Linked DNA regions of Homo sapiens: region 1 is linked to region 2. A link is an interaction called in ENCODE POLR2A ChIA-PET data of the cell type or tissue named here. Cell type or tissue: endothelial cell of umbilical vein. All regions are shown on one strand. Each heading gives the region's core, and the rest is flanking DNA. Links, peaks and the distances in the headings are about the cores only.

Region 1 (16,183 bases), core at 10,646-13,145, 570 kb after region 2:
CCGACTCCCGGGTTCAAGCAATTTTCCTGCCTCAGCCTCCCGAGTAGCTGGGATTAGAGGTGCGCGCCATCACTCCCGGCTAATTTTTTTATTTTTAGTAGAGACGGGGTTTCGCCATGTTGGCCAGGCTGGTCTCGAACTCCTGACCTCAGATGATCCGCCTGCCTCCGCCTCCCAAAGTGCTGGGATTACAGGCGTGAGCCACCGTGCCCGGCCCTAATTTTTATATTTTTAGTAAAGGTGGGTTTCACCGTGTTGGCCAGGCTGATCACCATGTTGGCCACTCCTGGGCTCAAGTGATCCTCCTGCCTCAGCCACCCAAAGTGCTGGGATTACAGGCGAGAGTCACCGTGCCCGGCCTGAGCTTTAGTATTGAGAGTAGCAGTTCTTGGCCGGGCGCGGTGGCTCACGCCTGTAATCCCAGCACTTTGGGTGGCTGAGGCGGGCGGATCATGAGCTCAGGAGATCTAGACCATCCTGGCTAACACGGTGAAACCCCGTCTCTACTAAAAACATAAAAAAATTAGCCGAGCCTGGTGGCGGGCGCCTGTAGTCCCAGCTACTTGGGAGGCTGAGGCAGGAGAATGGCGTGAACCCGGGAGGCGGAGCTTGCAGTGAGCCGAGATCGCGCCACTGCACTCCAGCCTGGGAGACAGCGAGACTCCGTCTCAAAAAAAAAAAAAAAAAGAGAGTAGCGGTTCTCAAACCGTGGTTCCCTGAGTGGCGGCAGCAGCATTGTCACCTGGGAGCTTGCTAGGAATGCACGTTTTCAGGCCCCAGGCCCAGATTTGCTGCCTGAAAAAGTCTTAGGTTGGGGGTCCACAATCTGAGTTTTAACACCCCCCGCCCCAGGTAATTGTGATGCACACTCAAATTTAAGAACCACTGACTTAAAGATATGAAAGTCTTTGGGAGGCTGAGGTGGGAGGATCGCTTGAGGCCAGGAGTTCAAGGCCACTCTGAGCAACACAGCGAGACCCCATCTTTGCAAAAAGAGAAACAAAAACAGAAGAGGCCGGCCGTGGTGGCTCATGCCTGTCATCCCAGCACTTTGGGAGGCCGAGACGGGCGGATCAGGAGTTCGAGACCAGCCTGACCAACATGGTGAAACCCTGTCTCTACTAAAAATACAAAAATTATCCGGGCATGGTGGCGCCTGTCTGTAATCCCAGCTGCTCAGGAGGCTGAGGCAGGAGAATTACTTGAACCCGGGATGCGGAGGTTGCAGTGAGCCAAGATCGCACCACTGCACTCCAGCCTGGGCGACAGAGCGAGACTTCGTCTGAAAACAACAACAAACAGACAAGAGGAACATTCTTCTGATGAGGGAAATTTCCTTCTTTCTTTCTTTCTTTTTTTGATACGGATTCTGTCGCCCAGGCTGGAGTGCAGTGGCGCCATCTCAGCTCATTGCAAGCTCCGCCTCCTGGGTTCACGCCATTCTCCTGCCCCAGCCTCCCGAGTAGCTGGGACTACAGGCGCCCGCCACCACACCCGGCTTATTTTTTTGTATTTTTAGTAGAGACGGGGGTTTCACCCTGTTAGCCGGGATGGCCTTGATCTCCTGACCTCGTGATCCGCCCGCCTCGATCTCCCAAAGTGCTGAGATTCCAGGCGTGAGCCACCACACCCGGCCTAGTGATGGAAATTTTCTAAAATTGGATTGTGGTTATGGTTGTGCAGTTGGACACATTTGCTAAAAGTCATTGAACAATATGCTTTAAATGTATGACGTCATCTTATGTAAATTACGTCAACGAAGCGCTCATATAACATTTGACCTGTAGGGGGTAGCAGAGACCATAAGTTCAATTCAGAACAGCCCCTCCCTGCCTTGAGAGTCTCAATGGGATGAACCCATCCCTTTCACTTAGGAGTCCTGATTGGAATGAAGAATTGGGCAGCTGGGAATTTCCCCTCAATAGCCTAAAATGCCTTGTTTAACTAACTGTGGCCACACTCAGTTCTAAATTTATACCAATTAGCTGGGGGAGTTGAGTCTCTTGACCACGGAACCAGGAGAAGCCACATCCCCTCTCCAAGCCCGGAAGAGATGGTTCTCTTCTTTTTTTTTTTTTTTTTTAAATGGAGTCTCACTCCATCGCCCAGGTTGGAGTACAGTGGCATGATCTCGGCTCACTGCAGCCTCCGCCTCCTGGGTTCAAGAAATTCTCCTGTCTCAGCCTCCCGAGTGGCTGGGACTACAGGTGCCCACCACCACGCCCAGCTAATTTTTGTATTTTTAGTAGAGACAGGGTTTCACCTTGTTGGTCAGGCTGGGCTTGAATTCCTGACCTTAGGTGATCCACCCGCCTCAGCCTCCCAAAGTGCTGGGATGACAGGCGTGAGCCACCGCGCCTGGCCTTCTTTTTTTTTTTTTTTTTTTGAGACAGAGTCTCCCTCTGTCACCCAGGCTGGAGTGTGGTGGTGCAATCTTGGCTCACTGCAACCTCCACCTTCCAAGTCCAAGCGATTCTCCTGCCTCAGCCTCCCAAGGAGCTTGGATTACTGACATGCACCACCATGCCTGGCTCATTTTTGTATTTTTAGTAGAGATGGGGTTTCACCATGTTGGCCAGGCTGGTCTCGAAATTCCGACCTCAGGTGATTTGCAAGCGTCAGCCTCCCAAAGTGCTGGGATTACAGGCTTGAGCCACTGCACCTGGCCCGAGGGGATGGTTCTTAAAGGGTAAAATGTAAACTACGATCCACAGCTTGACCTTCAAAAGACTCCAATCCTTTACTTTCTTTTTTTGTTTTTTATTTATTTATTTTTTGTAGAGATGGGATCTTGCTATGTTGCCCAGCTGGTCTCGAACTCCTAGGCTCAAGCAAGCCTCCTGCCACAGCCTCCAGAGTAGCTGGGACTGAGGGTGTGAGCTACCATAACTGGCCTTGATGGGAACCAGTGTCCAGAGGAAGTGCAGGGCCCCATCAGGCCCAGGCATGCCATAGGGGCAAAGCTAGCGTGGACCCTCGCAACTGAGACATCCAAGGAAAGCAGACACCAAAAAACATGCATGTGGGTGGGTTAAAGTGCTCCCCACTCTGGCCAGGCACGGTGGCTCACTCCTGTAATCCCAGCACTTTGGGAGGCTGAGGCGGGTGGATCACTTGAGGTCAGGAGTTCAAGCACAGGCTGGCCAACATGGTGAAACCCTGTCTCTACTAAAAATACAAAAATTAGCCGGGCATGGTGGCGCGCACCTGTAATCCCAGCTACTCAGGAGGCTGAGGCAGGGCAATTGCTTGAACCTGGGAGACGGAGACTGCAGTGAGCCGAGATCACGCCACTGAACTCCAGCTTGGGCGACAGAGCGAGACTCCATCTTAAAAAAAAAAAAAAGTTCTCCCCACTCAGTCATCTCCTTCTAGCAATAATTTACAGAGCCCGTCCAGGACAGACAAGGAAGAATGAAACAAACAAGAAAATATCACAGGGTGGTGGGACGATTAGGAAAACTCGGGAAAGATGGAGTGATTTAAATCAGAGAAGTGTCTGCTGGGTGCGATGGTTCACACCTGTAATCCCAGCACTTTGGGAGGCTGAGGCAGGGGGATCACCTGAGGTCAGGAGTTTGAGACCAGCCTGGCCAACATGGCAAAACCCCATCTCTACTAAAAAAAAAAGTAGACTGGGCGTGATGGCTCATGCCTGTAATCCCAGCACTTAGGGAGGCCGAGGCAGGCGGATCATGAGGTCAGGAGATCGAGACCATCCTGGCTAACACGGTGAAACCCCGTCTCTACTAAAAATACAAAAAAAAAAAAAAATTAGCCGGGCATGGTGGCAGGTGCCTGTAGTCCCAGCTACTTGGGAGGCTGAGGCAGGAGAATGGCGTGAATCCAGGAGGCGGAGCTTGCAGTGAGCCGAGATTGCGCCACTGCACTCCAGCCTGGGCGACAGAGCGAGACTCCATCTCAAAAACAAAACTAAACAAAACAAAAATTAGCTGGGCATGATAGTGCGCCCCTGTAATCTCAGCTACTCAGGAGGCTGAGGCAGGATAATCACTTGAACCCAGGAGGCAGAGGTTGCAGTGAGCCAAGATCACACCACTGCGCTCCAGCCTGGGCAAAAGAGAGAGACCCTGGGTCTCAAAATAAATAAATAAATAAATAAATAAATACAATAAGAGAAACATCACTGAGAAGAGATTTGTTAATTGAATTCTGGATGACAGAGGGTGTTCGATTGAAGAGGGGATAAAGAAAGACTCAAACACCCAGGAGTTCGAGACCAGCTTGTGCAATATAGGGAGACCCTGTCTCTGCAAAAACAAACAAAAATTACCTGGGCGTGGTGGCAGGGGACTGTAGTTCCAGTTACGCAGGAGGCTGAGGCCAGAGGATCGCTCGGGCCTGGAAGTTTGAGGCTGCAGTTAGCTGTGATCACCCTACTGCACTTAGCCTGTGAGTCTCAGTCCCTGTCTCAAAAAAAAAAAAAAAAATAGAGGCTTGAACATGAATAATTATTCATCAGTGACCCTATGTTGAACCAACAAAGCTGCCCCCTGATTCTGGACCATCAGAAACTGTGAGATAATAAATGTTGATTGTTTCAACAATTCGTGTAAATGGCCCAGCAAGTTTAGGGGCAATTTGTTACACAGCAATAGCTAACTAATGTCTCTGGATTTCTTTTGAGAGGAAAGCCAGGTCCAGGAGATTCAAAACCCACTTCTTTTTTTTTTTTTTTTTTTTTTGAGGTGGAGTCTCACTCTGTCACCCGGGCTGGAGTACAGTGGTGGGAGCTCGGCTCACTGCAGCCTCCGCCTCCCGGGTTCAAGTGATTCTCCTGCCTCAGCCTCCCGAGTAGGTGGGATTACAAGTGCGCGCCACTACACCCAGCTAGTTTTTTCATTTTTAGTAGAGACGAGGTTCCATCATGTTGACTCAGCTGGTCTTGAAATCCTGACCTCAGGTGATCCGCCCACCTCGGCCTCCCAAAGTGCTGGGATTACAGGCGTGAGCCACCGTGCCTGGCCCTCAAAACCCACTTTTGGAGTGGATGTGGATGCCCCTTCCTCCAAGCTTGGGTTCATGAGGAGGTCCAGTCTAATGCCACTACCTGAGCAGATCCTAACTGGATCTCTCTATGATGGCGTAAGGGTTATGGGAATACCTCCTGGAGCAAGACTGCCTGGGATAAAATCCTAGTTTACTTAGCAACTGTGTGGTCCTAAGTAGGTCACTTAGCTTCTCTGGGACTTAATTTCCTCCTATGTAAAATGGGATTTAGTGGTTGATGAAAACATTGAGTTGTTATAGTTACTCATATGAAAGTCGTCAGAATCAGGCTGGGTGCGGTGGCTCACACCTGTCATCCCAGCACTTTGGGAGGTCGAGGCGGGTGGATCATGAGGTCAAGAGATCGAGACCATCCTAACACGGTGAAACCCGTCTCTATTAAAAATACAAAAATTAGCCAGGTGTGGTGAAGTGCACCCGTAGTCCCAGCTACTTGCGAGGCTGAGGCAGGAGAATCGCTTGAACCCGGCAGGCGGAGGTTGCAGTGAGCCGAGATCATGCCATTGCACTCCAGCCTGGAAGACAGAGCGAGACTCCGTATGAAAGAAAAAAAAAAAAAAGAAAGTTGTCAGAATCAAAATGGAGTGACTTGTGTTAAAAAAAAAAAAAAAAAAAAAAAAAAAGGCCGGGCGCGGTGGCTCACGCCTGTAATCTCAACACATTGGGAGGCCGAGGCAGGCGGATCACAAGGTCAGGAGATCAAGACCATCCTGGCTAACACGGTGAAACCCCATCTCTACTAAAAATACAAAAAATTAGCCGGGCGTGGCAGCGGGCACCTGTTGTCCCAGCTACTGGGGGGCTGAGGCAGGAGAATGGTGTGAACCCGGGAGGCGGAGCTTGCAGTGAGCCGAGATTGTGCCACTGCATTCCAGCTGGGGCGACGAAACGAGACTCCGTCTCAAAAAAAAAAAAAAAAAGTGACGCCAGGTGCAGTGGCTCATGCCTGTAATCCTAGCACTTCGGGCGGCAGAGATTGGCAGATTGCCTGAGCTCAGGAGTTCAAGACCAGCCTGGGCAACATGGTGAAATCCAGTCTCTACTAAACTACAAAAAAAATCAGCTGGGCGTGGTGACGGGTGTCTATAATTCCAGCTACACAGGAGACTGAGGCATGAGAATTACTTGAACCCAGGAGGCAGAGGTTGCAGTGATCCGAGATCGCGCCACTGTACTCCAGCCCGGGTGACAAGGTGAAACTCTGTCTAAAAACAAAAAAACAACAACAACAGCAAAGTGACAAATAGAGCCAGGGACAGCTTTGAATAGTGCGTTCTCATGCATGGATGCCTGATAACAAGAAAATATCACAAAAGACTGCATGCCGGGCACGGGGCTCACACCTGTAATCCCAGCACTTTGGGAGGCCGAGACAGGAGGATCACTTGAGCCTAGGAGTTTGAGGCCAGCCGGAGCAACACAGCCAGACTCTGCCTCTACAAAACAATAAAAAATAAAAAATAGCCAGGCGTGGTGGCACATGCCTGTAGTCCCAGCTACTCAGAAGGCTAAGGTGGGAGGATGACTTAAGCCTCGTAGGTTGAGGCAACAGTGAGCCATGATGGGGCCACTGCACTCCAACCTGAGCAATAGCATGAGACCCTGTCTCAAAAAAATAAAAGAAAAAAATAAAAGGCTGCAAACCCCAAAAATTTGCATCAAACTTCCTTTTTTCTTTTTGTTTTTTGAGATGGAGTCTCGCTCTGTCACCCAGGCTAGAGTGCAGTGGCGCAATCTTGGCTCACTGCAAGCTCCGTCTGCCACTCTCCTGCCTCAGCCTCCCGAGTAGCTGGGACTACAGGCACCCGCCACCATGCCGGCTGATTTTTTTTTTTTTTTTGGAGATGGAGTCTCGCTCTGTTGCCCAGGCTGGAGTGCAGTGGCAGGATCTCGGCTCACTGCAAGCTCTGCCTCCTGGGTTCACGCCATTCTCCTGCCTCAGCCTCCTGAGTAGTTGGGACTACAGGCGCCCACCACCACGCCCGGCTAATTTTTTTTGTATTTTTAGTAGAGACAGGGTTTCACCGTGTTAGCCAGGATGGTCTCGATCTCCTGACCTCGTGATCCGCCCACCTCGGCCTCCCAAAGTGCTGTGATTAAAGGTGTGAGCCACCGCGCCCAGCCCTGATTTTTTAAATTTTTAGTAGAGACGGGGTTTCACTGTGTTAGCCAGGATGGTCTGGATCTCCTGACCTCGTGATCCGCCTGCCTCAGCCTCTCAAAGTGCTGGGATTACAGGCGTAAACCACCACGCCTGGCCGCATCAAACTTCCCGTCACAACCTTATTCTACAGGACATCTTTTCAACAAGACCAGCTTTATCCTTGTTTTTTGTTTGTTTGTTTGTTTGAGACAGGGTCTCACTCTGTCGTCCAGGCTGGAGTGCAGTGGTGTGATCTCAGCTCACTGCAACCTCCGCCTCCTGGGTTCAAGTGATTCTTGTGCTTCAGCCTCCCAAGTAGCTAGGATTACAGGCAGGCGCCAGCATGCCCGGTTAATTTTTGTATTTTTAGCAGAGATGGGGTTTCTCCATGTTGGCCAGGCTGATCTTGAACTCCTGGCCTCAGGTGATCTGCCCACCTCAACCTCCCAAAGTGCTGGGATTACACGCGTCAGCCACCGTGCCTGGCCTACCGTTGTTATTGATCCTTGTAGCGAAGGATAATTACCTCAAAATAGTTACGTCATCTTCCTCAATTCTCCTTTAGAAATCTTTGTCTTCTATTACCTCCCTCAGTATGTGCATAGCTTACTTACTATAGCACTGCAAAGCCCTATTTCCAAATAAATATCCTTTTGTTTTAGAGAGCTTCTCCTTGTTTGTTATTTAGGTTGACAGTTTCTTTTTTGAGCCTTGTAGTGGGTAGAACTTTGTCCCCCAAAAATATCTGTTGAAGTCCAAAAGCCCCCTCCATCCCCTGTACCTGGGAATGCGACCTTATTTGGAAATAGGGTCATTGCAGATATGATTAGTTATGGCCGAATGCAGTGGCTCACTCCTGTACTCCCAGCACTTTGGGAGGCCAAGGTGGGTGGATCACGTGAGGCCAGGAGCTTGAGACCAGACTGGGCAACACGCCAACACTCCCCTCGGCAAAAAAATACAAAAATTAGACGGGCATGGTGGCACACACCTGGAGTCCCAGCACTTTGGGAGGCCAACGCAGGCAGACCACAAGGGCAACAGATGGAGACCATCCTGGCCAACAGAGTGAAACCCCATCTCTACTAAAAATACAAAAATTAGTTGGGCGTGGTGGTGGCGGGCGCCTGTAGTCCCAGCTACTGGGGAGGTTGAGGCAGGAGAATCGCTTGAACCTGGGAGGCGGAGGTTGCAGCGAGCCGAGATCACATCGCTGCACTCCAGCCTGGCGACAGAGCAAGACTCCGAGTCAAAAAAAAAAAAAAGATTAGTTAAGATGAGGTCACATTGGATTAAGACAGCTTCTAAATCTGTTGTTTTTTTGTTGTTGTTGTTGTTGTTTTTTGTTTTTTTTGAGACAGGGTCTCACTCCCTCACCCAGGCTGGAGTGCAGTGGCGCCACCTCGGCTCACTGCAACCTCCGCCTCCCGGGTTCAAGCGATTCTCAAGGCAGCTCCTAAATCTAATAATTGGCGTTCTTATCAGGAGAGGGAAATTTGGACACAGACACAGAGACAAACAGGGAAGAAAGCCAAGCAGTGATGGAAGCAGAAATTGGAGTGAAGCCAAGTCACACCAAAGCCTGCTGGCCGCCACCAGAAACTGGAAGAGGCAGGGAGGACCCTCCCCTGGAGCCTTCAGAGGGAGCACAGTGGCCCTCCCCACACCTCGATTCTGGCCTCCGTCACTGTGCGAAAATACATTTCTGTTGTCTGAAGCCACCTGGTTTGCAGTCATCTGTTACAGCAGCTACAGAAAACAAATATCAGCTTCTTTCTACCAGGTGGCAGGAGGCAAACCTCATCAATCCTAGCCACTTCCACAAACTCACTCTTCCTGTGACAGGGGGTTGGTGTGGAGCCTGAGGGTGGGGGTGAAGCTGTCCTCACAGGGTTAACAAGAATTCTGTACAGATTGGCCGGGAGCGGTGGCTCACGCCTGTAATCCCAGCACTTTGGGAGGCCGAGGCGGGTGGATCACAAGGTCAGGAGTTCGAGACCAGCCTGGCCAAGATGGTGAAACCCCGTTTCTACTAAAAATAAAAAAAAATTAGCCAGGCGTGGTGGCAGGCGCCTGTAGTCCCAGCTACTTAGGAGGCTGAGGCAGGAGAATTCCTTGAACCTGGGAGGTGGAGGTTGCAGTGAGCCGAGATTGTGCCAATGCACTCTAGCCTGGGTGACAGAGCGAGACTCCATCTCAAAAAAAAAAAAAAAAAAAGAATTATGTACAGACATATAGTTATAATTAAGCATTAGGCTGGGCCTGGTGGCTCACGCCTGTAATCTTAGCACTTTGGGAGGCCGAGGCAGGTGGATCACCTGAGGTCAGGAGTTCGAGACCACCCTGACCAACATGGTGAAACCCTGTCTTTACTAAAAGGACAAAAAATTAGCCGGGCGTGGTGGCGGGCGCCTGTAATCCCAGCTACTAGGGAGGCTGATGCAGGAGAATTGCTTGAACCCGGGAGGTGGAGGTTGCAGTGAGTCGAGACTGCACCACTGCACTCCAGCCTGGGCAAAAAGAGCGAAACTCCATCTCAAAAAATAAAAAATTAAAATTAAAATGAAGCATTAATCTGGCTGCACTCTGACCTGCTTCCTTGTAACAGAAAAGCACATTGCACTAGACACTGACCATTTGCACCACATAGATACCATCTCTGACGTTAGAAGCAAAATACTTCTGTTTAAGAATTGCTTAAGCAGGCCAGGCTCATTCCTGTAATGCCAACAATTTGGGAGGCCCTGGCAGGAGGATTGCTTGAGCCCAGCTGTATAAGACTGGCTTGGGCAACATAGCCAGACCTCATCTCTACAGAAAATTTAAAAATTAGCCAGGCATGGTGGTGTACGCCTGTAGTCCCAGCTACTCAAAAGGCTGAGGTGGGAGGATCGCTTGAACCCAGGAGGTCACAGCTGAGTGAGCTATGATTGCACCACTGCACTCCAACCAGAGCAATAGAGCAAGACTCCATCTCTAAAAAAACAAGAACAGGGCCAGGCATGGTGGCCTGCGGCTGTAATCCTAGCATTCTGGGAGGCCGAGGTGGGTGGATCGGATCACCTGAGGTCAGGAGCTGGAGACCAGCCTGCCCAACATGGGAAAACCCCGTCCCTACTTAAAATACAAAAATTAGCTGGGCGTGGTGGCGGGCACCTGCAATCCCAGCTACTTGAGAGGCTGAAACAGGAGAGTCGCTTGAAACCGGGAGACAAAAGGTTGCAGTAAGCCGAGATGGCGCCACTGCACTCCAGCCTGGGTGACAGAGCGAGACTCCGTCTCAAAAAAAAAAAAAAAAAAAAAAAGCCAGGGATGGTGGCTCACGCCTGTAATCCCAGCACTTTGGGAAGCTGAGGCAGACAGATCACCTGAGGTCAGGAGTTCGAGACCAGCCTGGCCAACATGGTGAGACTCCCCCCCACCAACTAAAAATACAAAAATTAGCCGGGCATGGTGGCAAGTGCCTATAATCCCAGCTACTCGGGAGGCTGAGGCAGGAGAATTGCTTGAACCTGGGAGGCAGAGGTTGCAGTGAGATGAGATCATGCCGCTACACTCCAGCCTGGGGGACAGAATGAAACTCTGTCTGAAACATACAAACGAACAAAAAAAGTTTTGGAGTGTGGCGCCTGTTGACTGGTTGAAGAGTGCAGGGTGAAGTTCTGGGACGGGGGAGGGAGAAGCTATGTTCTCATGCTCATCCTGCTCCTCTCTGGGGGCCTTCACACTAGCTGGTGTCAGCTGTTCTGCTGGAATTCAGGATCTACTCAAGCAATTCTCTTTTTTCTTTCTTTCTTTCCCAGGCTGGAGTGCAGTGGCACAATCTTGGCTCACTGCAACCCCTGCCTCCCGGGTTCAAGAGATTCTCCTGCCTCAGGCTCCTGAGTAGCTGGGATTACAGGCATTTGCCACCGTGCCCCGCTAATTTTTGAGTTTTTAGTAGAGGTGGGGTTTCATCATATTGGCCAGACTGGTCTCAAACTCCTGACCTCAGGTGATCCACCCGCCTCAGCCTCCCGAAGTGCTGGGATTATAGGCATGGGTCACTGCGCCTGGCCGCAATTCTTTTTTCGACACAGGGTCTTGCTCTGTTGCCCAGGCTGGAGTGCAGTGGTACAGTCTCGGTTCAGAGCAGGCTCAACTTCCCAGGCTCAAGTGATCCTCCCACCTCAGCCTCCCGAGCAACTGGGACGACAGGTGTGTGCCACCGTGCCTGGCTAATTTTTTATTTTTTATAGAAATGGGGTCTCACTTTGTTGCCCAGGCTGGTCTTGAAGTCCTAGGCTCAAGCGATCGTCCTGCCTTGGCCTTCCAAAGTGCTGGCATTGCAGACATGAACCACGGCACCCAGCAAGGTAGTTTGCTTGTGTAAAACAAAAACTCCAAAGTATTTGGAATGCAAATGCCTTTTGTCTCAAACCTTCTAGACTTTGAGTTTCCAAGTCAACCAAACAACTCAAAAGCCAAGAACAAGGAGGAAATATTGGCTTCCTTCCTTCCTGTCTGCTGTGTCATCTGTCTCCTCCCTGAGGGGTCAAGGGAAATTGCTCCCTGCTGGCTGGGCTGGAGTGGCCAGGGCACAGCCAAAGGGAAGGACCCAGGGTGACCACACTCCAGGGAATTCCCTCCAACCCCACTCACGGGGGTTTTAAATCAGGGAGAAATGGGCCACGCTGGTGGCTCACGCCTGTAATCCCAGCACTTTGGGAGGCCAAGGTGGGCAGATCACAAGGTCAGGAGTTCGAGACCAGCCTGACCAACATGGTGAAACCCTGTCTCTACTAAAAATACAAAACCCTGTCTCTACTAAAAATACAAAAATTAGCTGGGCATGGTGGCGCACACCTGTAATCCCAGCTACTCAGGAGGCTGAGGCAGAAGGATTGCTTGAACCTGGGAGGCAGAGGGTGCAGTGAGCCAAGATCACACCACTGCACCCCAGCCTGGGTGATAGAGCGAGACTCCATCTCGGAAAAAAAAAAAAAAAAAAGGCAGGGGGAAACAGAATGGACCAGTCTCTGTGGCTCACCCCTGTAATCCCAGCACTTTAGGAGACTGAGGCAGGAGAATCGCTTGAGCCCAGGAGTTCAAAACCAGCCTGGGCAACACAGGAAGACCTTGTCCCTACAAAATACAAAAATGAGCTGGGTGTGCTGGGTGGCAAGCACCTGTGGTCCCACCTATTTGGGAGGCTGAGACGGGAGGACTGCTTGAGCCCAGGAGGTTGGGACTGCAGGGAGCCAAGATTGTGCCACCGCACTCCAGCCTGAGCAAGAGTGAGATCCTGTCTCAAAAAAAAAAAAAAAAAAAAAGGCTCAGGCCTGTAATCTCAACACTTTGGGAGAACGAGGTGGGGGTGGATCCCCTGAAGTCAGGAGTTCGAGACCAGCCTGGCCAACATGATGAAACCCTGTCTCTACTAAAAATACAAAAATTAGCCGAGTGTGGTGGCACGTGCCTGTAATACCAGCCACTCAGGAGGCTGAGGCAGAAGAATCGCTTGAACCCGGGAGGTGGAGGTTGCAGTGAGCTGAGGTTGCACCATTGCACTCCTGCCTGAGCAACAGAGTGAGACCCCTTCTCAAAAAAAAAAAAGAGTAGAAATGGAATGACTACTGAAAATGTGCTTCCGATTTCTACATGGACCCTGGAGGAATTTCTCTTTCCTAGGAGCCTCCAATCAGTGCTGTCCACTGGGACTTTCTGTGATGACAGAATGTTCTAGATCTTCGCTGTCCAGTACGGTGACCCCCAGACGCCAGTGACGACTGAGCGCCTGACATGCGGGCAGGGTGCCTGAGGAATGGAATTTTAAATTGTATTTCATTTTAATTAATTTTAACTTAAATAGCCACATGTGCTTACTGGATACCCTGTGAGACAACCCTGTGAGTCTTGGATAAAGCAACGTGCCCAGCTGAAAGTCTACAATCAGAGGGAGGGGAAAAAGCAAAGCCCATATTAGGAGGCTGGACCATAAATAAAACACACTTTAATTATGCAGCTGGGTGCAGTGGCTCACGCCTGTAATCCCAGCACTTTAGGAGGCCGAGATGAGTGGATCACTTGAGGTCAGGAGTTTGAGACCATCCTGGCCAACATGGTGAAACTCCATCTCTACTAAAAATACAACATTAGCTGGAGGTGGTGTGGTGGCGGGCGCCTGTCATCCAAGCTACTCAGGAGGCTGAGGTAGAAGAATCGCTTGAACCCAGGAGGCAAAGGTTGCAGTGAGCCAAGATCGTGCCACTGCACTCCAGCCTGGGCGACAGAGCAAGACTCTGTCACAAAAAAATAATAATAATAGCCAGGCGTGGTGGCTCACACCTGTAATCCCAGCACTTTGGGAGACCAAGGCAGGTGGATCACAAGATCAGGAGTTTGAGACCGATCCGGCCAATATGGTGAAACTCCATCTCTATTAAAAATACAAAAATTAGGCGGGTGTGGTGGCGGGCGCCTGTAGTCCCAGCTACTTGGGAGGCTGAGGCAGGAGAATCGCTTGAACCTGGGAGGTGGAGGATGCAGTGAGACAAGATCGCGCCACTGCACTCCAGCCTGAGGGACAGAGAGAGACTCTGTCTCAAAAAAATAAGTAATAAAAATTAAAAAATAATAATTATGGGACAGTGGAGGGTTCGTGGGTGGGAAGCTTTTCTGCAGGTCTTTCATGACGGCCCCTCCCTTTGTTCTCCATGGACCAGCTGCAAAACCCAAGTCACGTGTGCACATCACCACCTCTGGGGGCTACTTGTCCCAGCATTGAAACCCTCAGTTCCCCGCAGCGAGAGAGCACAGAACAGAAAACAGGGAAGAGTTTCTCTGGCTGGGTTTGGATCTGAAGTCAGCAGACCTATCGGGCATTTGTGTCACATGGGGAGGTCAGAGGATGGGAGGCGTCTCTGTAGGAGAATCCTGACAGCATTCTCTGCATTTAGAACATGCAGGGCTTAGAGCTATCGTGGGAGGCTCCCGCCACAGGAGCCACTGAGATTACAAGATTAGCTGCAATCCAAACCACATTCGGAAAAAAATAAAATAAGAAAGGGAGATACAGGCCCGGTGGCGGCACAGTGGCTCATGCCTGTAATCCATAGTACTTTGGGAGGTGGAGGTGGGAGGATCACTTGGGGTCAGGAGTTCAAGACCAGCCGGGGCAATGTACTGAGACTCCCCTCCCCCTCGCCCTGTGTTTAAAAAAAAAAAGAGGAAATAAAGGGAAATATAGGGAAGGGAAGGGAGGGTTGGGAGGTCTCTTCAATGAGATCCTTCCTTCCTTCCTTCCTTCCCTCCCTCCCTCCCTTCTTTTTTTTTTTTTGAGATGGAGTTTCACTCTTGTTGCCCAGGCTAGAGTGCAATGGCACGATCCTGGCTGACTGCAACCTCCACCTCCCGGGTTCAAGCGATTCTCCTGCATCAGCCTCCCAAGTAGCTGGGATTACAGGCGTCTGCCACCACACTCAGCTGACCTTTGTATTTTTAGTAGAGATGGGGTTTTGCCATGTTGGCCAGGCTGGTCATGAACTCTTTTCTTCTTTTGAGGCAGAGTACTCTGTCGCCCAGGGTGGAGTGCAATGGCGACATCTTGGCTCATTGCAACCTCTGCCTCCCAGGTTCAAGTAGCTGGGATTACAGATGTGCATCACCGTGCCCGGCTGATTTTTGTATTTTTAGTAGAGGTAGGGTTTCAGCATGTTGGCCAGGCTGGTCTGGAACTCCTGACCTCAAGTGATCTCCTGCTTCGGCCTCTCAAAGTGCTGGAATTACAGGCGTGAGCCACCACGCCTGGCCTGATGTGGTGATTTTTTTTTTTTTTTTCTGAGACAGAGTCTTGCTGTGTCACCCTGGCTGAAGTGCAGTGGCACAATCTCGACTCACTGCAACCTCCGCCTCCCAGGTTCAAGTGATTCTTCTGCCTAAGCCTCCAGAGTAGCTGGGACTACAGGTGCCTATCACCATGCCTGGCTAATTTTTGTATTTTAGTAGAGCTGGGGTTTTCTTTTTTTTTTTTTTTTTTTGAGACAGAGTCTTGTTCTGTCGCCCAGTCTGGAGTGCAGTGGCGCAATCTTGGCTCACTGCAAGCTCCGCCTCCCGGGTTCACGCCATTCTCCCGCCTCAGCCTCCTCAGTAGCTGGGATTACAGGCACCCACCGCCACGCCCGGCTAATTTTTTTGTATTTTTTATTAGAGATGGGGTTTCACCGTGTTAGCCAGGATGGTCTCGATCTCCTGACCTCGTGATCCACCCGCCTCGGCCTCCCAAAGTTCTGGGATTACAGGTGTGACCCGGCCAAGCTGGGGTTTCACCATGTTGGCCAGGCTGGTCTCGAACCCCTGACCTCAGATGATCCACCCACCTCTGCCTCCCAAAGTGCTGGGATTACAGGCGTGCACCACAGCACCTGGCCCAACGTGGTGATTTCTAAGTAGGGAGCTGAGGGAGTAAGGAGCCAGCCGGTGGCTGTCTGAGAGAGACTGTCCCTGGCAGAGTGAACTGCTAATGCCAGTACCAGGTCCTGGGCCAAACAGAAAGAAACGGGCTCTCACTCCAGAACTGCAGCTTGACCACTATATATATAATATATATACTTTATATATATTATAGCTATATATTTTTTTGAGATGGAGTCTTGCTCTGTTGCTCAGACTGGAGTGCAGTGGCACGATCATAGCTCACTCCAGACTCAACCTCCTGGGCTTACGCCATCCTCCTGCCTCAGCCTCCCCAGTAGCTGAGACTACAGGTGCATGACCACCACACTTGGCTAATTTTTAAATTTTTTGTAGAGACGCGGTGTCACTGTGTTGCCCAGGCTGGTCTCCAACTCCTGGCCTCAAGCAATCCTCCCACCTCAGCCTTCCAAAATGCTGGGATCACAGGTGTGAGCCATGGTGACTTGGCTTCATATTTTGAATAGGCCAAAACAAAACTCCGAAATCCCCTTACTCCTATCCCCACGACCCCACACAGCAGGTTTCTCTCGCTCTGCAGCAACCCACTTACCTCTC
Region 2 (10,344 bases), core at 233-2,732:
GAAAAGAAAGGGGCACCCATGGTATGGGGAGAAACATGAGCAAACAGCAGAGTAAAGGAAAAGTGCAGGTGTGTGATGGGAAGAAGCCTGGGGAGAGGAGGGAGAAGATATCAGGCTGAAAACAGAGGTTGTGGCCACAGCCTGGGAAGTGTTGAATACCAGGAACTGGAGCTCTGTCCTATAAGCAGTGGGGCGTGGCCACAGGGATGTGAGCAACGGAAAGAGACAATTAAAATGCCGTAAGAGATTAGCAGGGTGCGGTGGCTCACACCTGTCATCCCAGCACTTTGGGAGGCCAAGGCAGGAGGATCACTTGAGGCCAGGAGTTTCAGACCAGCCTGGACAATATAGTGAGACCCCATCTCTACTAAAAAAAAAAAAAAATTGGCCAGGCACGGTGGCTCACACCTGTAATCCCAGCACTTTGGGAGGCTGAGGCAGGTAGATCACGAGGTCAGGAGATCGAGACCATCGTGGCTAACACGGTGAAACCCCCTCTCTACTAAAAATACAAAAAATTAGCCGGGCGTGGTGGCGGGCGCCTGTAGTCCCAGCTATTTGGGAGGCTGAGGCAGGAGAATGGCGTGAACCCGGGAGGTGGAGCTTGCAGTGAGCCAAGATCACGCCACTGCACTCCAGCCTGGCAACAGAGCGAGACTCTGTCTCAAAAAAAAAAAAAAAAAAGAAAAAAAAATTAGCCAGCGTGGTGGTGGGCGCCTGTGGCCCCAGCTACTCAGGAGGCTGAGGTGGAAGGATTGCTTGAGCCCAGTAGATTGAGGCTGCAGTGAGCTATGATTGCACTACTGCACTGTCCAGCCTGGATAATAGAGTGAGACCTTGTCTCAAAAATAAATAAAATGCTGGAAGAGTAGCCAATGTTTCTATAAAAATACTAGCCCATGCAATAAGGTAAGGACAGCAGTTTAAGTATTGAAAAGGAAGAGGAAAATCTTAATTCATTTGAAATCATTGTCTGTCTAAAATAAATCAATATCCAAACAGAAGGAGAGAAGCTGAAAGAGTAAAATAAAATGAATCAAGAAATTGACTAAAAAGCTATTTAGAATAAAGGCTGGGTGCAGTGGGTCACGCCTGTAATCCCAGCACTTTGGGAGGCTGAGGCAGGAGAATCCCTTGAACCTGGGAGGTGGAGGTTACAGTGAGCCAAGATCACGCCACTGTACTCCAGCCTGAGCTACAGAGCAAAACTCTGTCTCAAAAAAAAAAAAGCTGTCATTTTGCTTTATACAGTAATAATAAGATAGAAGATACAAAGGAAAAAATATCTTTCATGATCAGTAGTGACAAAAAATATCAAGACTAGGCCTGATGCCGTGGCTCAGGCCTGTAATCCCAGCACTTTGGGACGCCGAGGCAGGCAGATCACTTGATGTCAGGAGTTCGAGACCAGCCTGGTCAATTTGGTGAAACCCCGGCTCTACTAAAAGTACAAAAAATTAGCCAGGTGTGGTGGCGGGTGCCTGTAATCCCAGCTACTCAGGAGGCTGAGGTAGGAGAATCCCTTGAACCCGGGAGGCAGAGCTTGCAGTGAGTTGAGATCACGCCACTGCACTCCAGCCTGGACAACAGAGCGAGACTCCATCTCAAAAAAAAAAAAAAAAAATCAAAGACTAAACTTACAAACGTGCCATGCCTGTGATGATAATTATTATATATAATTATAGAATTACAAAATTTTGTGAAGGACATAAAAGTAGACTAAATAAGCAGACAGACACAATATCCTATACAAACATGTACGTGGGGTCATCGCCCCTTACCCACAGCTAAGATAGAGACCTTTCTCTGCCACTCACTGGTGCACGTGACCTTGAATGCTTGACCTACGTGCCAGGATGGGGCAGCCGAGGAGTTGAAGAGGAAGGGATGGGGAGACCCCAGAAGAGTCAGGGAAGCCAAGGAGGGGCCCCCAAGCATCTCTTTGAACTTAGGGACTGTAGACGAGAGACTCAGAGATGCATGTTCTGGGAGTTCAGGGTGAGGTCCTGCCTTCGTGGGGTCATGGCTGGTGACCTGCTGTCTTGCAGAGTGTGGCTTGCAGCCTGCCTGGAGGATGGCCGGCAGGATCGTGGGCGGCATGGAAGCATCCCCGGGGGAGTTTCCGTGGCAAGCCAGCCTTCGAGAGAACAAGGAGCACTTCTGTGGGGCCGCCATCATCAACGCCAGGTGGCTGGTGTCTGCTGCTCACTGCTTCAATGAGTAAGCCCCCATCCCAAAGCACCAAACCCGAACCCTCTGTATTTCTCCTGCCTTCCCTCGTGCACTGGGGACGTCACTTCTGGTTTCCTTAGAGCCCCTGGAAGTAATTTTTTCTTTTCCTTTCTTTCTTGCTTTTGCTGTTGTTGAATCTGAGGGCATTCTTTTTTTTTTTTTTTTTGAGACAGAATCTCGCTCTGTTGTCCAGGCTGGAGTGCAGTGACGCGATCTTGGCTCACTGCAAGCTCCGCCTCCTGGGTTCACGCCATTCTCCTGCCTCAGCCTCCCGAGTAGCTGGGACTACAGGCGCCCGCCACCACGCCTGTTGTATTTTTAGTAGAGACGGGGTTTCACCGTGTTAGCCAGGATGGTCTCAATCTCCTGACCTTGTGATCTGCCTGCCTTGGCCTCCCAAAGTGCTGGGATTACAGGTGTGAGCCATCGTGCCCGGCCTCTTTTCTTTCTTTCTTTCTTTTTTTTTTTTTTGAGATGGAGTCTCGCTCTGTCACCCAGGCTGGAGTGCAGTGGCGTGATCTCGGCTCACTGCAAGCTCCGCCTCCCGGGTTCACGCCATTCTCCTGCCTCAGCCTCCCGAGTAGCTGGGAATACAGGCGCCCGCCACCACGCCCAGCTAATTTAATTTTTTTTTGTATTTTTAGTAGAGTCGGGGTTTCACCATGTTAGTCAGGATGGTCTCGATCTCCTGACCTCGTGATCCGCCCACCTCGGCCTCCCAAAGCGCTGGGATTACAGGCGTGAGCCACTGCGCCCGGCCTCTTTATTTTATTTTATTTTTTCTTTTGAGACAGAGTCTCAGTCTGTCGCCCTGGCTGGAGTGCAGTGGTGCGATCTCAGCTCACTGCAACCTCCACCTCCTGGGATAAAGCAATTCTCTTGCCTCAGCCTCCCAAGTAGCTGGGACTACAGGTGCACGCCACCATGCCTGGCTAATTTTTTTTTTTTTGTATAATTAGTAGAGATGGGTTTTCGCCATGTTGGCCAGGCTGGTCTCGAACTCCTGTCCTCAGGTGATCCGCCCACCTCAGCCTCCCAAAGTGCTGGGATTACAGGCGTGAGCCACCGTGCCTGGCCCACTTGCTGTTCTTTTGAGAGTAGCCATGCCAGTGGGTGTGAAGTAGCATCTCCCTGTGGTTTTGACTTGGATTTCTCGGTGACCAATGACATTTTGTTGATGTTTTGCTCATTGTGGACATTTTTTGCATTCACTTTGATTTTTTAAAATATTCTGTCGTGATATTATCCTTTTTTTTTTTTTGAGACAGAGTCTCACTCTGTCGCCCTGCTGGAGTACAGTGGTGCAGTTTTGGCTCTCTGTAAGCTCCACCTCCCGGGATCAAGCGATTCTCCTGCCTCAGCCTCCCGAGTAGCTGGGATTACAGGCACCCGCCACCATGGCTGGCTAATTTTTGTATTTTTAGTAGAGACGTGGTTTTGCCATGTTGGCCAGGCTGGTCTTGAACTCCTGGCCTCAAGTGATCTGCCCGTCTCTGCCTCCCAAAGTGCTGGGATTACATGTGTGAGCCACTGCACCCGGCTCGATATCATTTATCTTGATGGCTGAGATTTTTGGCAACTCTTTAAATTTTGTGCCCAAGGCTCATGGCTGGCTCCCCTCACCCTAATCCCAACTCTGTCTCATCCTGTCTTTGTTTAAAATGTTGATACTTGGACAGGCTATAGTGAGCTTGTGGCTCATGAGTGTAATCCCAGCACTTTGGGAGGCTGAGGTGGGGGGATCACTTGAGGTCAGGAGTTTGAGACCAGCCTGGCCAACATGGTGAAAGCTTGTCTCTACTAAAAACACACAAAAAAATTAGTCGGGCATAGGGGGCGCAAACCTGTCATCCCAGTTACTTGGGAGGCTGAGGCACGAGGATCACTTGAACCCGGGAGGTGGAAGTTGCAGTGAGCTGAGATCACGCCACTGCACTCCAGTCTGGGAGACAGAGCGAGACTCTGTCTCAAAAAAACAAAACAAAACAAAAATGTTGATACTTCATGCATCATGCATTCTCCTGCACCTGTGATTTTTTTCTTTTCTTTTCTTTTTTTTTTTTTTTTTTTTTGAGACAGGTTACCTGTTGCCCAGGCTGGAGTGCAGTGGCGCAGTGATAGCTCACTATAGCTCATGACAGCCTCAACCTCCCAGGCTCAGGCAATCCTCCTACCTCAGCCTCCTGAGGAGCTGAAACCACAGGTGCACATCGCCACACCCCGCTAATATATATATATTTTTTCTGAGACAGAGTCTTGCTCTGTCGCCCAGGCTGGAGTGCAGTGGCACAATATCAGCTCACTGCAACCTCCACCTCCCGGGTTCAAGCAATTCTCTGCCTCAGCCTCCTGAGTGGCTGGGATTACAGGCGCCCATCACTATGCCCGGCTAATTTTTGTATTTTTAGTAGAGATGGGGTTTCACCATCTTGGCCAGGCTGGTCTTGAATTCCTGCCTTCGTGATCCTCCCGCCTCAGCCTCCCAAAGTGCTGGGATTACAGGCATGAGCCACCGCACCTGGCCTGTTTTTTGTTGTTGTTTTTAAAGACTGTGTTTCGCTATGTTGCCCAGGCTCGTCTTGAACTCCTGGGCTCAGGTGATCCTCCCGCTTCAGCCTCCAAAAGTGTGGGATTACAGGCATGAGCCACTGTGTCTGGCCTGATTTTTATAAATACTATTCATAAATATTAATGTGGGGGGATACCCCTTACATTTTGCACCCAAGGCGAGTGTCCCGTCTGCCTCCCCCGACGGCTCTGACCCTCGGTGGCTTCTGAGCTGGGGTTTGCTCCTGCAGGTTCCAAGACCCGACGAAGTGGGTGGCCTACGTGGGTGCGACCTACCTCAGCGGCTCGGAGGCCAGCACCGTGCGGGCCCAGGTGGTCCAGATCGTCAAGCACCCCCTGTACAACGCGGACACGGCCGACTTTGACGTGGCTGTGCTGGAGCTGACCAGCCCTCTGCCTTTCGGCCGGCACATCCAGCCCGTGTGCCTCCCGGCTGCCACACACATCTTCCCACCCAGCAAGAAGTGCCTGATCTCAGGCTGGGGCTACCTCAAGGAGGACTTCCGTAAGCATCTTCCTCGGCCTGCAAGTGAGCTCAGGCAGGCAGGCGGGCAAATAACGCAGAAAAGGGCCAGGTGAGGTGGCTCACGCCTGTCATCCCAGCACTTTGGGAGGCCGAGGCGGGTGGATCACGAGGTCAGGCGTTTGAGACCAGCCTGGCCAACATAGTGAAAACCCGTCTCTACTAAAAAATACACACACACACACACAAAATTAGCCAGGCATGGTGGTGCGTGCCTATAATTCCAGCTACTCAGGAGGCTAAGGCAGGAGAATTGCTTGAACCCAGGAGATGGAGGTTGCACTGAGCCAAGATCGCACCACTGGACTCCAGCCTGGGTGACAGTGGGAGGCTCCATCTCAAAATAATAATAATAATAATAATAATAATAATAATAATAATAATGATGATGCAGAAAAACACAGTGGGTCTGCATTATTCTCTGATTCTGTATTCACGAATTCCACTGCTTGCTAAGATATATTTATAACCCATCATCGATGCTACTGCGATTTTTTTTTTTTTTTTTTGAGATGGAGTTTTGCTCTTGTTGCCCAGGCTGGAGTGCAGTGGTGCGATCTCTGCTCACTGCAGCCTCCGCCTCCGGGTTCAAGCGATTCTCTTGCCTCAGCCTCTGAGTAGCTGGGACTATAGGCATGCACCACCACACCCGGCAACTTTATTTTTGTATTTTTTAGTAGAGACAAAGTTTCACCGTGTTGGCCGGGCTGGTCTTGATCTCCTGACCTCGTGATCTTCCTGCCTCAGCTTCCCAAAGTGTTGGGATTACAGGTGTGAGCCACCTCACCCGGCCAAAAAAATTGATCTTAATGTACTAAAATGCACATCTAAATAGTCACCTGTGGCCAGTGGCTACTATATTGGGTGGTGTAGTTCCAGGGGGTTGTCAATCAGCCACAAGATGACTGACAGAGGGAAATGAATCCAGTGGAGAAAAATAAGGTGGGGGTGGCAGCTGCAGCTTTAAATAGGGAGGTCAGGAGATGCCTCCTGGAGAGAGGAGATGAAGGAGCAAGTCAGGCAAATTCTGCAGGGACAAGCATTTCAGACAGCGGGAACAGCATGTGCAAAGGCCCTGGGGTGGGAGGACAGCAGGGCAGGGGTTGATGTGACTGATTTAATATTTAGCAAGGGTGGTGCTGGCTGCCGGGTTGGGAATGGATTTCAGTGGGGTGGGACCAGAGTAAGAGAAGTGAGTGGGGAACAGCTATAATGACCCGGGCAAGGATGGGCGTGAGACAGGGGCTGATTCTGTGTATATTTGGGGGCTGACCTGAGGCCAACTTGGAATTTGAGGACTGTGGACCTGGAATGAGGGGCCTGAGATCCCTGAGATGGGGAATGCTGAGGGGTGGAGCTTGCGGAAGGGAGATGAGGACCTCGGGCTGGGGGTGTTAAGTCTGATGCCTCTTCCTTGTCCAGGCAGAGAGTGTTACCAGGTGGGGTGTTTACCTTTTGTAGTTTCAGAGCCATGTGTTGTAGGTGGCCATGCTTGGAGCTGGGGAAACTGAGGGAGGCTTGGAGAGGAGCTGTCCTTCAGCCTCCCAGCTCAAAGTGGCTGCCAGGGCTCCGGCACTCTCACCCTGCTTTTCTCTCCCCATTCGGCCAGTGGTCAAGCCAGAGGTGCTGCAGAAAGCCACTGTGGAGCTGCTGGACCAGGCACTGTGTGCCAGCTTGTACGGCCATTCACTCACTGACAGGATGGTGTGCGCTGGCTACCTGGACGGGAAGGTGGACTCCTGCCAGGTGAGCCCCCGATGCCCCAGACCCCAGAAAAACACAGAAATAGACACGAGCATGTTCAAATGCTGAGCAATTCACAGATATCTGGATGCCCGCTGTGAGCCCCCAACGCCCCAGACCCCAGAAAAACACAGACACGAGCGTGTTCAAATGCTGGGCGATTCACAGATATCTGGATGCCCGTTCTTGAGGAATTTTAAAGCAGTTGGGATTGAGAGGCAGGTGCTGCTTAGAGGATCTTCCAGAAGCTCTAACCTGACTTCAATCCCTCCTCTGCCCTCCATGGCTCCCTGCTCCCTTCCAGTGGGCCCCAGGTGCGTGCCACAGAGCCTGGGGTCCCTGAGTAATCTCCCTGGCTATGATGGGGTCCCTGTGTAAATCCCCCCCAGCTGCCCTCCAAACCGGGACTTGTGTGGGGACACAGACACTGTTCCCAGCACTGGGCCTGATACAACGTGGCACCCAAGAAACACCTCTTGTATGAATGATGCCAGCACATACCCTGGGCATCAGATTCTCTCCGTCTGTATGGGAAGGGTTGGTCTATGGGAACCCCGTGGACTTTTGCCCCTGGGTGGTCAGCTGGGCCATGAGTGAGCTGCAGGCTCAACTCAAGAAGGTTCCAGGGCTGGGCACGGTGGCTCACGCCTGTAATCCCAGCACTATGCGAGGCCAAGGCGGGTGGATCACTTGAGGTCAGGAGTTTGAGACCAGCCTGAGCAACATGGCGAAACCTTGTCTCTACTAAAAATACAAAAATTAGCCTGGCGTGGTGGCAGGTGCCTGTAATCCCAGCTCCTCGGGTGGCTGAGGCAGGAGAATCATCTGAACCTGGGAGCTGGAGGTTGCAGTGAGCTGAGATCACGCCATTGCACTCCAGCCTGGGCGACAAAGCAAGACTCTGTCTCAAAAAAAAAAAAAAAAAAAAAAAAAAAAAAAAAAGAGAAAATCAGGGGTCATCCAAAGCTGCTTCTGCTGTATACCTGGAACCTTCTTTTTCTTCTTCTTCTTTTTTTTTTTTTTTGAGATGGAGTCTCACTCTGTCACCCAGGCTGGAGTGCAGTGGTGTGATCTCAGCTCACTGCAACCTCCGCCTCCCAGGTTCAAGCGAGTCTCCTGCCTCAGCCTCCAGAGTAGCTGTGATTATAGGCATGCGCCACCACACCTAGCTAATTTTTGTATTTTTAATTAAGACACTGTCTCGCTCTGTCACCCAGGCTGGAGTGCAGTGGCACCATCTTGGCTCACCTCCCAGTTTCAAGTGGTTCTCATGCCTCAGCCTCCCGAGTAGCTGGAATAACAGGTGCCCACCACCACGCCTGGATAATTTTTATACTTTTAGTAAAGACAGGGTTTCGCCATGTTGGCCAGGCTGGTCTCGAAATCCTGGCTTCAGGTGATCTGCCCACCTTGTCCTCCCAAAGTGCTAGGATTACAGGTGTGAGCCACCAGGCCCGGCCGACAATTATAATTTTTGTTTTCAAGGTGTCTCATTCTTTCTTCTTTCAGCCACCTGGTCTTGTTTGCAGTGTCCTGTTCTTGTTTCGTGGATACCATTTCTTTCTTTTTCTCTGAGGATCGTAATTTAATCCGTTATGTTTCTTCTATATTCTATATTTGTGGTTAACTGTATTTCAGGCAAACGTAAGTTATTCTGTTGTAACTGAGTGTCTTTATTTCATGGAGATTGGAATCCCTCAACTGGTGCTTAAGAATGAAAAGCTGGGTGCAGTGGCTCACACCTGTAATCCCAGTACTTTGGGAGGCTGAGGCAGCCAGGTCGCTTGAGGCCAGGAGTTTGAGACCAGTTAGGGCAACATAGCAAAACTTTTGTCTCTACAAAAACAAAAACAAAAACAAAAATTAGCTGGGTTTGGTGGTGCATGCCTGTAGTCCCAGCTACTTGAGAGGCTGAGGTGGGAGGATTATTTGAGCCCAGGAGGTGGAGGTTGCAGTAAGCCAAGATCACGCCACTGTACTCTAGCCTGAGTGACAGAGTGAGACGCCGTCTCAAACAAAATTGAAAATTTAAAAATGTCGCTCAATTCTTGCCGTGATCTTATATTTGCTATTCACTTTCTCTTGGCGAGGGACATTAACAGTTTGTGTTCTTGGATTCTATGTACCCTTTCAAGGGACCAAAGACCTCCTGGTCTCATTTATCCTTTGTGGTTGCCCAAATCCCTTTTCTACCCCAACCAACCCAGGTCCTCTTGAGAAAGCTTTCTCTTGTGTCTTGAGCTTCTGCACATGGGCTGGGCTGCCACTTCCTCTGTCAGCCTCTCGTGAGTCTTCATGGTTTCTGGTCCACAACCAGGGATCTCTCCTGCCTAATTTTTTTAGCATGGCTGTGGATTCCTGTCTTTCTTGTGCATACCTTTGCTCTTGTTTCTAAGGCCTGGTGGGTGAGGAAAAGATGGGAGAGACTGCTACATGTGCTTAGATTGCCATATTGAAACCAGAATCTGGAGAAAATGCTAGGAACTAATGAGAGGGCTCATGTTTAAGAATGTAAGAGTCGGCCAGGCACGGTGGCTCACGCCTGTCATCCCAGCACTTTGGGAGGCTGAGGTGGGCAGATCACTTAAGGTCAGGAGTTCAAGACCAGCCTGGCCAACATGGTGAAACCCCGTCTCTACTAAAAATACAAGAAATTAGCCGGGCGTGGTGATGCGTGCCTATAATCACAGCTACTTGGGAGGCTGAGGCAGGAGAATTGCTTGAACCTGGGAGGAGGAGGTTGCAGTGAGCCGAGATCACGCCATTGCACTCCAGCCTGGGCAACAGAGCAAAACTCTATCTCAAAAACAAAAACAAACAAAAAAACGATACACAGAACGTAAGGGTCAGGGTGAACTGGATATGGGAAGGTAAAAAATGGTGAGGCCGGACGAGTGACAGCAGATGAGCACTTTGGGAGCAATGCTGCAGCTACCAGTGAGATATATGGAGGCACCCGCGTGGCAGCCATACTGCCAGCCTAAGCAAGTGGTGACATTATCAAAGATCTACTGAGTTAAGAAGAGGAGGGGATGTTATTTATTTGGGTCACGTTTTGGCCTGCCAGAGGTAGGACTGAAAGACATCTTAGAGATCCTATAGTCCAACTGTCTTGGGTTTTGTTTTTTTTCCTCCACAGAAGAGGAAACAGGTTCTGAGATGTCAATGATCAGCCCCAGGTGCTCTGTGAGCTTGTGTGGAGAGAGGTCCTGGCTGTCCCAGCTCAGAGCTCCTTCTTGGGCCTCGTAGCACTGGTGTCTGGACTGGCTGCTGCCGAC

Evidence for each region. Peaks named below come from ENCODE experiments on the same cell type or tissue, not always from the same donor. Only the 100,000 strongest peaks of a DNase experiment are listed, where the experiment ranks them.
Region 1: POLR2A ChIA-PET joins it to region 2 with 8 read pairs; 3 of 35 experiments call an interaction of 5 or more read pairs at or near these places.

The regions. Positions count from the first base shown.
Region 1 is chr19:2,960,472-2,976,654 of GRCh38, forward strand. No RefSeq gene overlaps it. Among named protein-coding and RNA genes, the nearest start is that of TLE6, 9.0 kb to the right of the region's middle. In endothelial cell of umbilical vein, for the core only: no CTCF peak of the experiment used is centred there; a DNase peak (open chromatin) is centred at 11,690; H3K27ac peaks cover 2,500 bases.
Region 2 is chr19:2,403,326-2,413,669 of GRCh38, forward strand. TMPRSS9 (transmembrane serine protease 9) reads left to right here. Exons shown (of 19, transcript NM_001395513.1): 8 at 2,049-2,220; 9 at 5,031-5,305; 10 at 6,933-7,069. Among named protein-coding and RNA genes, the nearest start is that of TIMM13, 19 kb to the right of the region's middle. In endothelial cell of umbilical vein, for the core only: no CTCF peak of the experiment used is centred there; no DNase peak of the experiment used is centred there.